Linked DNA regions of Homo sapiens: region 2 is linked to region 1. The links are chromatin contacts, found by Hi-C in ENCODE. All regions are on one chromosome and are shown on one strand. The core of a region is the stretch at or near the end of the contact, and the rest is flanking DNA. Distances in the headings are between cores, read along the strand shown.

What was found. Hi-C counts contacts between places; a loop is a spot of excess contacts on that map. Pooled maps may share reads with other maps.
Region 2: a loop to region 1 is called in a map of endothelial cell of umbilical vein, with 23 times the contacts of the local background. The contact joins two enhancer-like sites. A Hi-C loop is called at or near these places in 1 of 168 maps with a recorded cell type or tissue (endothelial cell of umbilical vein), 2 of 37 single-sample maps with no recorded cell type and 6 of 50 pooled maps.

Annotation. Positions count from the first base shown.
Region 1 is chr12:105,734,225-105,740,885 of GRCh38, reverse strand. It overlaps CASC18 (cancer susceptibility 18), which reads right to left. Exons shown (of 5, transcript NR_110109.1): 4 at 3,489-3,630. It also overlaps a transcript of LOC107984435 not described here. Among named protein-coding and RNA genes, the nearest start is that of CASC18, 33 kb to the right of the region's middle. RefSeq lists enhancers at 1-296, 297-908. Within about 2 kb of position 2,610, at least 7 of the 41 ENCODE cell types and tissues checked have a DNase peak (open chromatin) inside an H3K27ac peak, as active enhancers do.
Region 2 is chr12:105,483,304-105,489,964 of GRCh38, reverse strand. LOC105369958 (a long non-coding RNA gene) reads right to left here and starts at 263. Exons shown (of 6, transcript XR_007063438.1): 1 at 1-263. Within about 2 kb of position 4,129, at least 6 of the 41 ENCODE cell types and tissues checked have a DNase peak (open chromatin) inside an H3K27ac peak, as active enhancers do.

The DNA.
Region 1 (6,661 bases), core at 1,361-3,860:
TTTTTTTTTCCTTTTTGTTGTGTTTAACATAAATCAATGTTCTCTGAAAACTAAAAGTCCCATATAACCAAAACTCCAGCACAGCAAAAGCATTTTGAAGTTTTGGCAGAAAGTCCTAGGAGAGTAAAACCAAAAGGAGCTCCTACATTGCAAACCTTTGCTGGGGTCCCCCAGCATTCAACAATGTACCCCCAGTGCTGAGTGTTTTGATCTTTAGGTCAAAAACTATGCAGGAGTTTTGCCCCCAGCTTTTCTCCTCCTAAACCTGAACCAAAATTCCTTTCTTTCTGACCATCTGGTCTCCTCATTTAACTTGGCCAAGCACAGCTTGACAATTCTCCCCTACTGCGATGGCACAAAGGGAAGCAAAAGAGACCTGAAATCAGCCTGATACAGTCTCAGACTTCAATTCCATGCTACTTAAGGTGAAATAAACCATCAAAGTGACATATTAGGAAACTATGAGCAGCAAAGCCATGTTCATTCAAAACTGAAGGCAGGGAAGAAACGGATTTAAAATAAACAGTTCTGGCCCTTTGGGAAGAAATGACTGGAAATTCTATCCCACTGAGCCTTACTTCAAAACAATAATGGCCAATCGCATTTGCATTATTCTTCACAGTTAACAGAGGACGTTTACAAATGGGAGGACATCAAAAGACAGCTAATAATAATTTATATTTGACTCCTCCTGTTCTCAAGGCTCTTTGAAATTGGAAACTTCCATTCATCCTCTCCCAAATTTTGGAAGTTGGAGAAAGCAAGAATTTATTCAATCATTTATTCATCTATTCAACTCTTGTCTATTGGATGTCTACGGTGTGCCTGCCACTGTTCTAGGCCCTGTGATATAAAGCAGTGAAAAAAACAGATGAGGTTGTAGCTCTCACTGAGCTTCTATTCTAGTAGGAAAATAGACAATAAGCAAATTGAACAAATATAGACTATGTCAGATGGGATAAGGTGGGGATAAAAGTAGAAAACAAAAATAAAGCCAGGTAAAGGGTACAGAGAGTCATAGGGGAGTGGATACTGTTTTCTGTAGGGTGGTCCCGATGAAGTGGTGTTTGAGCAGAGACTTAAGGAACAAAGGGTCCAGATGAGAGGAAGGGCCCAGCCAGAAAGGAAGCAATGACTCTTGAGAACAAGGCATGGAAGGCCTTGTTGGACACTGCAAAGACGTTGGCTTTCAGCCTGAGCGAGTGGGAAGGCTTTACCCAGTTTTCAGCAGAGTAACATGATCTGACTTACATTTTGAAAGGGTTCCTCTTGCAGACACTGTGCACTATCCCTAGTAACCATTCCTTCCTTCCTTCATGATAGAAAACCCACAATTTTAGCTGGATGCATGGCATCACAGAATAAAGACTATATTTCCCAGCCTTCCCTGCAGGCAGGTATAGCCGTAACACTAAGTCTGGCCAATGGACCAGTGGAAGTGTGATGGGGTAATTCAAAAGTCATGCTTAAAAGATAGGTGGTTTTGACCTTTTCCTTCTTTACTTTGTTCTTCATCCTCTGCCTAGAATGCAGATGTGACGGTTGATAGACCAGCTGCTATATTGGACTATGAAGACAAGGGTCACCCCTCTGGATCGGACAGTGTGGAGTTAGAAGAAGCTCAGCTCCCTGAGGATTTTGTGGAGTACATCCATACCAGCCCATACAGGCTGACTGCAGACATTAATTTTATGTCATGCCCCTGGAAGCTGAGCCCAGTTCAAATGGCTGCTATCTTTCTATCTACTGTGTAGAGAATACTGGAGGGACAAGAGTGAAAATAGGGATAATCTCTATTTCATACATAGGAACCCTGAAGCCTGAAGAAGTTAAATGAAGTACATTAGGATTGTGGGTAAAAGTACTGGCTTTAAAGTTAGTAAACTTGTCTGTATTTAAATCCTGCCTCCAATACTTCCTAACCTTGTAACCTTGAGCAATTCCTTAGCCTGGGTAAGCCTGATTTCCTCATCTGTAGAATGGGATGATAACAGTGCCTATCTTAGACTATGATTGTGTGTATTAAATAAAATAAACCATGAAAAGACCTAACACAGCCTGATAGAATTGGCATTCCTCGCCTGCCAGTTCCCTGTCCCTCCTTCGCCGGACCCTTTCCCACCTCTTGCATCTGTCCAGGAAATGGTGATCCTTCCAAGGTGGGTGAACAGCGCAATCAGTTAAGAGAAATGCCTTTTGTTACGAAGAGAGGGCAAAAAGAGGGAGAGAAGGGAGAAAGAAGGAAGCCTTAGCACACGAATGGATATGATGGACTTTCAAGTACCCAGAGGTTTCAGCTCACAAGAGACAAATGTCAGTAGTGAGCCTGGAGTACTGAGAGATCTAAGAAAAGAAGGCCGGAAGTTCAGCCGTCAGCCTCCAAGCTGTTCCCTTGCCAATCCCCTTCTTTTTTCTCCCTTTCTCTATCACCTCTTCTCTTTCCTCTTCCAAAATAAAAGTAGGAAGCGTGAAAAGCTTGGTAAATCATCTGGTTTTCAGGCTGTTTTTCCTTGGAGTGGCTAAGACTGCTTTTTATTGGCTTGGCAGGATGTTTTGAGATTGTGTGGCGAGGACTCCTCTGTGTGTGTGCCCGTGTGTGTGTGCGCGCGCGTGTGAGTGTTTATCTGAGTACTGGGCTTTGGAATGCAAAGTAGCACATACGTGTTTCCTTTTTGGTAGCAGATTCTCTTCCTAATTATGTTTTGCTCAGGCTAATATTAAAACGAATTGGTTTCCTCTGACAACAATAAGTGTAATAATAACAGGAAATTGCCCAGAATCACACAATAACAAAAATAGAGCCAGAGAGGAAGCAACAAGACTCTTGAGAACATTTTGCTGATCTACTTTTCCATTCCATTTTGTCCATGTATTCCATCTCTTCATTGATTCAGAAAACTATGCTTATTACTGGTGAGATTAATGGGAAGCCTGAAAAAAATTCAACTTACTCTCTTTAATCAGAAATTTGTGAACCACTAAATATCAAAAATTAGAAAAAAAAGATGCATGTCAGCTTCTGTATAAAGATTGACCTGTATTCTACCCAATACCACTCTTTTGTAAGAAGGGTTAAGTCAAAATAACACTTCCATTAATTATCTTACATATCAAAGGTTCTGATAAATTCTGCAGTAAAACAACCTGGCTCAATGTGTCAAACCTAGCAAGGCCCAAATTTATTTGACCATGCAACTATCTTTTCCTTTTTTATTGACTACTTGTGAACTTTGAAATTAGGATTACAGAATACAAACCTTTCAACGTTTTCATTCTCAGGGAAATGCTCTACTTGTGTTCCGAATGCTGTCTCTGGGCATTTATTCTTAATATCATGCACATTAATTCTGCTATTTGGTTGCTTAAGCCTCTGTAAGGAGACTATTCTCTTAACAATAGCATATTCTATTCACCAACATAATTGATTCAAGCAGAAGTTTGGAAGATAAAATGCCTTTGCAAGCTGATTACCATCATCTTGACCTTACCTGATACATTCAGGAGGAGGAAAAGGGGTATCTCCATTCCAAAGCACTTTCTTCTTTGCCCTCCCTGCATGGGAAGTCTTTGGGGTCATTTCTACCAGTGGATGGAACCTCAGGCCAGTTTGCTTCCCACCACACACAGACCCTGTTTGTTAAGGAGAGAGATAAGCACCAGTAACAACCTCTGTACTTACTTAAATCTATGCGATGAAGGGTCCATAGTAATCCACCAGGGATTCACAGGGTGAATGGGTGGGTGAAGAATCTGGCTACAATAGCTATTTATAATTGATGCCAATAAAGCCCTTGAGTCTAGCCTGTGCGTGTATTAAATGAGATGACAGAAGACAAGGCCGTGGTCAGAGTTCAGGGAACCTGGTCTAAGTACACTCCAGGGGTCCAGGTTTGACCCGCAGACTTGGTACACACAGCAATCAACAATCAACCAGTTTGTCTGACTGATTAATGACAACTGCCAAAAGGGGTCACACACAAAGTACCAAAGCCCAGCTAAGCCCAAAAGGGGTCAGCTTGCTGGCCACAAAGCCTTTTTATTAAGTGAGACATCTGTTCAGATCTCTGTTGCCAATTAGGTCGTTATTAGATTCTGCTAACACATATTGATAGCTGATAGCGGGAGATGCCATTGAGAGGACACATTAGCACCTTCACCGCTAACTGTAAATCAGCCTGCTCTGTCTGCCTGAGAGCATCTGAATAAGCACCTCCCTCTGGCTTTCCCAGCTGGGGGTTCTCCCCTGTTCCTGGAATGAGGCACAGCCAGAGTGGCTGTCTAAACACCCAGCAACCAATCAGAGCATCCAGGGCAAAGGTATTGAGCTCCACAGAAACTTTTGTATAAAAACGTTCATTATTTTTATCTTTCTAAAGTAATACACACGTGGCAGAAAATTTAGAATATTGTAGGCAATCAAAAGAAAGGAAATCAAGATGACCTATAGTGTCATAATCTTGCTATCTCTCCTTAGAATTTTTTTTCTCTACACTTATTGTATTTCCACAGGGCTGAAATCATGCTGTTCCTGGCATACAAGCCTTTGTTTTACTCCATTCCAACCACACTGGCCCCCTTGAGATTCTCCCAACACGCCAGGCATATTTCCACCTCATGACCTTTGCATCTGCGGTTTTCCCCTCATGGAATGTTCTTCCCCCGGACCCTCCAATGACCAGCATTCACACCTGCGTCAGGTCACTGTTCAAATGTCGTTCCCTCCAAGAAACCTTCCTGACCAAATGAGCAAAAACAATTGTTTCTCTTTGCCATTCTTCGATTTCTTGTTCTGCTTTATTTTCCTTCAATGCACTACATGAGCTGATAGCATGTTTTATAGTCATTTGTTTGTTATCAGTATTTCCTACTGCAGTTTAAGCTCCACACAGGCAGATACTTTGCTTTGTTCACCATCAAATCCCTACAACCTAAAACATCGCCTGCCTGACCATAGCCAGTGTTCAATAAATATTTATTAAATAAGTGAATACATTTTGTTTTGTGGCTTGATTTTTTTCCCTTTAACAATATTGTACAGAGCCTTCAGGATCACTAAATATTCTTTAGTAAACTTTAAAAAAGACTACATCACATCCCATCCCATACTATGGCTGTATTATAATGAGTCTAATCAATTTCCAATGGTTGAACAGTTAGGTTAAATAGTCCCCCATCTTTTTTTTTTTTTTTTTTTTTTTTTTAAGAGAGAGAGGAACTTGCTCTGTTGCCCAGGATGGAGTGCGGCAGTGTGATCACCATTCACCGCATCCTCGAACTCCAGGCTCAAGTCATCCTCCCACCTCAGCCTCCAGAGTTGCTGGGACTACATTGGATGTCAACATGCTTACCCCACCCCCCACCCCCCCACCCCCCCACCCCCACCATCTTTTTTTCTCCCATTTTGAAACATATGTAGTACCTTGAAAGTATTTATGTGATTTGTCTGTACAGGGCAAACCTTGACCTTGAAGACTTGGTTGAAAGTTTAACTGGAGGAACAGTCATTGGTAAACCCTTGACCCAGAAAAAATTTGAATTCCTTTGATAGAGAAGGTAGTGAGGAGTGCACATCCCCAGCTGGCAGGATTGGCCACATTATTTTCAGTGGTCAGTGATGTGATAGTCACCTCACATGTGATTTCATGCAAGTACTCAAGCCTTGTGTAAAAGCAGAAAGCATACAGAGATATGTAGGTGTCGTGGGCTAAATTGTGCCCTCCCATTAACGTGTTGAAGCCCTAACCCCCGGTACCTCAGAGTGTGACTGCATTTGGAGATATGGTCTTTAAAGAGGTGATTAAATTATAAGGAGGGTGTGAGAGTGGCCTTGATCTAATCTGACTGATGTCTTTAAAGAAGATGACATTTGGACACAGAGAGAGATACCAGGGATGTACAGGCACAGAGGAAAGACCATGTGAAGACACAGGCAGAAGACAGCCATCTCTAAGTCAAGGAAAGGGGCTTCAGAAGAAGCCATCCCCATCAACACCTTGATCTTGTACTCCCAGATTCCAGAACTACGAGAAAATAAATTTCTGTTGTTTAAGCCACCTGGTCTGTGGTATTTTATTATAACAGTCAGAGTAAACTAGTACAGTAGGTAAGTGCAATGATGTTAAGATGTCTCTGAGCTGAGCGCCGTGGCTCACGTCTATAATCCCAGCACTTTGGGAGGCTGAGGTGGGCGGATCACCTGAGGTCAGGAGTTCAAGACTAGCCTGGCCAACGTGGCAGAACCCCGTCTCTACTAAAATACAAAAATTAGTCAGGCATGGTGGCGGGCGCCTGTAATCCCAGCTACTCAGGAGGCTGAGGCAAGAGAATTGCTTGAACCAGGAGGTGGAGGTTGCAGTGAGCCGAGATTGCTCCATTGTGCTCCAGCCTGGGCGACAAGAGCGAAACTCCGTCTCAAAAAAAAAAAAAAAAAAAAAAAAAAAAAAAAAAAAAAGATGTCTCTGAAAGGGGATTTGGGACTTGGTAAGTATATATTTTATTTCATCTCGAAGGTCACAATTTTCTATACAAACATTTCTAAAATTAAAATGAAAGTTGTTAGGTGCATATAAATCAATAGTTGAACATTTACTTAACATGTAACTTTTCTGGAGCTCTTGGTGGTAAAAAAATTAAACAACAAAAGTGAATTATCTGATCTCAA
Region 2 (6,661 bases), core at 2,880-5,379, 250 kb after region 1:
CAGAAAGGTAAAGGACAATTCATTCACGCATCCATTCATTTAACAATTATTAATTGAGCACTGTGCTAGCTGAACAATTCAGATTTGTTGCATGAACTCCCAGAAATTATAGTCTGTGGGAGATGTGAACTTATAATTAGGTAATTACAATAGACTGTGTAAGTACAATGATAGAGAAGTGCAGACTGCTACAAAGTTTAACCATTTTAATATAACAATACTAAACATGCACATATTTACTAAAATAATCTCAAATTATATAGATCAAAAATTAATAGAACTATGGGGAGAAAATCAGCAAAACCATCATCTCAATGATTGATTGATCAAGCAAATGAAAAAACAAAAAATGCAGAAAATCCTAACAATCCATTGACAAGCTTGATTTAAAGACATATTTAGAATCCTACTTCCAATAATTAGAAGATGTGTGTCTCAAACACACATAAAACATAAAACATTTACTTTAAAATTGCCATGCAGTACTTAAAGTCTCAATGAATTTTTAAAAATGAGTATCCTATAGTAGATATTTTTTAATTACAATGCAATTAAGTTAGACATCAATAAAAAATTTAAACACACTTGGAATTATAAAAATAAACTTATAAATCACTCATGGGGAAAAGAGAAGCCAAAACGGAAATTCAAAAGTACATAGAACTCAATTGTAACAATAATACTATATATTAATACTCACAGGGTGCAATGAAAATAATACTTCAAAACAGGTTTATACCCTGAAATGTTTATATTAGGAAAGAAGAAAGGCTTAAAATTAATGAGCTGAGCAACCAACTAAAAAAGTTATTAAAAGAATAGAATAATAATACCAACATAATATAAAACAAAAACATAGGGAAAAAGGTCAACAAAGCTGGAAGTTTGTTCTCTGAGAAGACTAAAGACACTGATAAACCAGTAGTGAGCCTGATCAAAAGCAAACAAACAAACATATAAGTAAGAAATATTAGGAATAAAAGAGGAATATAACTATCATACAGACTGAAAATAAGTGAATATTTAATATTAATACATTTAAATTTAATGTTAATAAATTTGACGTATAGATTAAAATATATAAATTCCTAGGAAAGCTAAATAACCAAAACTGACTCAAGGAGAAATCAAAACCCTGTATAATCTTATAACTGTTGAGGGAATTTAATCAGCAATATAAATCCTTCTGAAAAATAGCCAGCCCAAACTATTTCATAGAATACATTTCACAAACTTTCAAGGAACAAACCATTCAAATATTCAAATTCAAATATCTTTTCCAGGTAATTGAAAAGAAAGAACATTCTACAACTTATTTTGTGAGGCTAATATAATACTGACACCAAAAACAGACAAAGAAGGTTTAAAAAAGAAAAATTATACATCAGTCTTACTCATGAACACAGATGTGAAATTTCCAAACCAAATAGTATAATAAAAAAATTTTTTTAACTATAACTTTGTGACCAGGCTGAACTATCCAAGGAAATGCATGGGTAATTTAACATCAGAAACTTTATAAATGTAATTCAACACATAAATAGACTAAAAGAGAAAAAAAATTATATTCTGAATTCCCCAGAAACAAAGGATAAAGTGTGAGTACTTTTCTGAGGCATGAAAGCCAGAGAGCAAGAGTGAGCGGTAAGAAGAAAGGAGAGTCAGAGAGGAAAGAAAACTAACACCAAGACAAATTATCAAGCCGCTGCTGCATGAGTGACGCAAGCCCATGGGACTGCATGAATGGCCACGTAAAATGCATTTCAGCACTGTCTATACAGATAAATGACAAATCCTTTTTCTCAATGAATAAATTTTGGTGAGTGCCAAATGGTTCTCATACTGTTTCCCACTGCGCATCAACAGAGACAGGAAGAGGCATGCAGTGAGACCCAAAGGTTAATTGCTGTCAGGGTGCACCTGTGTGAAACTGATAAGTGCTCACACAAAATTGGTCACTGCATCAGTGGCTGAAATAAGAAAAAAATTAAGGCTGCGCAACTCTGAAGTCATACATGGGAAGTGCCCAAAGCACCATATAATCTTTTCAGTACAAACAGAAAAAGCCTTTGATAAAATTCAACAAATATTCATAATTAAACAACAATCAAAAAAATCTCTTAGCAAACCAGGATAACAACAGAACAAAGTTTCATAACCTCATATAGGATACCTATTAAACCTGTAATAAGCATTATTTTAATATTTGATATTTGTAAAATGTTAGAATTATTACAATTAGAATCAGGAAAAAGACAGATACCATTCTCACTACCTCTTTTTCACACTAAACTGGAAGACATCGTATAATCCTCCAGGAAAAATAAATAAAAGGCATAAGTATTAAAAAGAAAGAAACAAAACTCTGTTAGCTGATGATATGATTGTCTATGTAGAAGACCCCATTGAATCTGCAGACAAATCAGTATAAATGATGAGAGATTTACAAGGTTACTAGATCTTATGTCAATTTTCAAAAACCATTTTCATGTCTACACACTAGCAACAAAGTTAGAAAATTTAAATTTAAAGATATAGTTTACATTTACAGATGAAATAATATCATGTTTGGGATTTTCTTAATCATAATCTTGGGAAGGGTAGGAAGAGAACAGCTGTCTTCTCACATCATGCCACCACCACCACCTCCACATGGTCATCACTACCATCTTTACTAGCATCCTCAGGGCAAATCACTGCCACTTCTACCTGCTCTCACCATGATCACTGCCATTACACCATTACTGCTATCCTATCACAGTCATTGCTACCACTGCCACCATCACACTGTCACCATCATCTGTACCATCTCTAGTACCATCCTTTCTCAAAACATTAATACCACCATTGCCACCCTCACCATCACCATCACCACTGTATTGTTTACTACCATCTTGACTACAATCCTGTTACTGACATCTTGATTACCATTGTATGGCCACCATCACCACTATCAGCAGCAATGCCATCTTCACTACCATCCTCATGGTAAACCATCACCACTGTCACCACCATCATGGCCACCACTATCACCAATCTAAATGTCTCTGTCATCATTATGACATCATGCTGGAATCATTACTACCACAACCATCACCACCATCTCATAGTCCCCATCATTACTACCATCCTTACAAGCAAACCATTACCAGCATGACCAACATCCTCATCATCACCATCATTATTACTTCCATCGTGGTACACTTGGGCTATCACTACCACAACCACCATCAACTAGAGCTAGGTGTCCCTCCACTGTGCTCCCAAAGCCTGTTGCATGCATTGTTCACACTGCTTCATAAAACCTGTGTACATGTTGTCTCTCTCATTGAGTGGTGACCTCTTCAAGAGCAGGGACAAGAACTCATTTTATTACATAGTTCCTACACCAAACACAACACCTGGCACATAGAAAGTACCAAATCAGTATCAGTTGAGTAAAGGAATGAATGAATAAATGAAAGCTACTATAAATAATAATAACTAACAATCACGTAAGGCCTTCACGTAAAGCTCACAATAATCCTATGAAGTGGGTAGTACCACCCTTGTTTTTTTTTCAGACAGGGTCTCACTCTGTCACCCAGGCTGAAGTATAGTGGCTCAATCATAGTTCATAGCAGTCTCAAACTCCCAGGCTCAAGCAATCCTCCTGACTCAGACCCCTAAGTAGCTGGGACCACAGGTGCACACCATCACACACCCAGCTGATTTTAAAAAAATTTTTTATAGAGACGGGGTCTCATTATGTTGCCCAGGCTGGTCTCTAACTTCTGTGCTCAAGCAATCCACCCACCTCAGGATCCCAAAGTGCTGAGATTACAGACGTGAGTCACCCTCCCGGCCTACCCCTATTTAAGGATGAGGAATTTGAAGGTCAGTGACTTGCCCAAGGTCACATAATTAGTAAATGGCTAAGCCAGAACATGAGCCCATTTCATCTGGCTCCAGGGCCATTGTCACTACCTGCTGTATTATAGTTTGCCCCAGCTTTTCCTTATATTTCTAGCTGCAAGGTATAATCATGGAGGGAAAGCATTCATCTCATGGGAACCTCAAAATCCTTGGAATGTGGATTACCTAGAGCCTACTTGTCAGCTTAGCTACCGTGAGTTGGGCTGTGCCTCTGAATATGACTCCCTTGAAAAATATCCCCAATTCTCAGGGAACATTTTCAACTCTGGGTTGAAAGTTGATAGTTTGTGCTTGTTTCTAATGAGCTTCCTGTCTTAGAAGGGGAAAACAAAGGCTATCTAATAAACACAGCTGATTAGCAAGCCTTGAAATATCCCAAACTCCTAAGAGAGGAAAGCCAATTGTGTGTGAGGGTGTGCAAACTCACGCGGGGCAGTATAATTGAAGGAAGCTCTCAAGGAGTTGGTGTATTTCAGAGGAATGTATCATCCGCTGCCACAAAGCTGGGCTCCCTGACCCTGGCCTTGGTTTAGCTCCTGGAAACGCACTGCAACAGGACGGCATGTAACTATCAGTGGTGACACATTCAAAACATCCTCTGCACATTCCAGCACTGCTGGGGGTGGGGAGTGTCTACAAGAAACACCTGATTTATTAAGAAATCCCTACTCCTTTAAGCCAAGATATGCTAGCGAGGCTCCACAATGACTTGGCAGCACCACAACGACCTTGCACACTCACCCAGCTTTGCTTTCTGAGCGGGACTCCCAGAAGAACATGTTCCATGGTGCCCTCCTTGCTCAGAGACTCTACTTCGGCTCAGCTACAGTATGCAAGCCACAGCCAGCAGCATCGTGCTTACTTATTTGCTATTGGGTTAATTGGGTATCATGCATGGTACTATTTTTCTGCATTGTCTTAGCTGATATGACAACCCAATCAACCAGGTTGCCTTTGGATCGTTATTTTATAGACAAGGTAACCAAGTGTATTAGTCTGTTTTCACACTGCTGATAAAGACGTACCCCAGACTGGGAAGAAAAACAGGTTTAATGGACTTACAGGTCCACATGGCTGGGGAGGCCTCACAATCATGACAGAAGGCAAGGAGGAGCAAGTCACGTCTTATGTGGATGGCAGCAGGCAAAGAGAGAGAGCCAAGTGAAAGGGGTTTCTGCTTATAAAACCATCAGATTTCATGAGACTTATTCACTACCATGAGAACAGTATGGGAGAAATCGTCCCCATGATTCAATTATCTCCCACTGGGTCGCTCCACAACACAAGGGAATTATGGGAATTATAATTCAAGATGAGATTTGGGTGGGGACACAGCCAAACCATATCACCAAGGATAGAGAACTAAAGACTCCACCAGGGAGTTGTAGGTCGTCAGTGCTGCAGCCCAAATTTCAACCCAGGCCTTCGGACTCCAGAGACTGTGGTTGCAACCACTGTGCTGCACTGCCTCCCCAAAGACTTAATTAGAGGGCCCTTCAAGGGAAAGCTCCAAGTACATGTGAAAAGGGAACTCTTGCAGGCCTCCATTCTTCTGAACATGCACACGTTAAATGGAAGTGCAAACTTTCCAAGTAACTTCTACGCATTTCGTTTAAGGTTGGTGTGTGTGTGGCAGTTCTCCTTGATGGGTTGTAAATGCCCTCAAGGCAGGAACTGTACATGATATCTTTTGTGTCTCCCATACCTAGCCAAGTGCCTGGCATAGAGCAAGTGGTCTGGAAGTGTGTTTTTAAAGAGGGGAATGAAGATGATGATCCTAATGAAATGATGCTGCTCTCTGAGCCCTGTGGTTGTTTTCAGTCTGGCCTCCCACACTGTCCTGCAGGCAGCCTATACTCCAGCCCCATTGATCACCTCCCCTAGTCCCATAGACACACCCACGCTTTCACATCTCTGTGACTTTGCCTACGATGTGGCCTCCACCTGGAATACTGTTCTCTGCTCTCTCACCTTTCTTTAAAAGCCCATCTCAATGCCACTTTCTCAGGAGACTTCTATGGGTCCCTCCTGCAGCTAGAAATAATCCCTCATTCTGAACTCCCACAGTTCCTGTTAGTTCCTTCCTGTTCTTTCCCTACCCCTTTTCATCTCAGAGGGTTATTGTGATGCTGAACTGAGATCATGTTCAAGGAAGCTCTTTGTAAACCAGGAGGCACTGTCCAAACATGAGGGCTTATGAGGGCCCAGATCTCATCAACTAAAGAATGATATGGTCAACAGTGTCCAATTCTATGCTGCTCAATACAGTACTTCACACACTCAAGGAGCATTTGCTGAAAGCCTGGTGTTTCCCAAGCTGGTCTTGAACTTCCAAGCTCAAGCAATCTTCCTACTTCAGCCTCCCAAAGTGTTGGGATTACAGGCATAAGCTACCATGCTCAGCTCAAAAAACAAAACAAAACAAAACAAAACAAAACACACTTCTTGAATGACAGAATTGCACCACGGAAGAGAAGGAACAGAGTTTGGTGAGCAGGTAGCAAGCACCCCCTTCCCTCTGCCTCTCTCTGCACAGCATCCCCCAAGTATCCCCCAAACTTGCACACACCCACATACATAACACCACTCCCACTAAATAGACCCCAGACACCACAGCCTTCCAAAAACTTCTATTTTTTTCTATCCTTGCACATTCTGCTTCCATGTTCTTCAGCCCCTCCCAACAGCCCCCAAGCTTCGTGACTCTTCTAGCTCCACTAAACTATTTCCCTCTCCAAGTACTAAA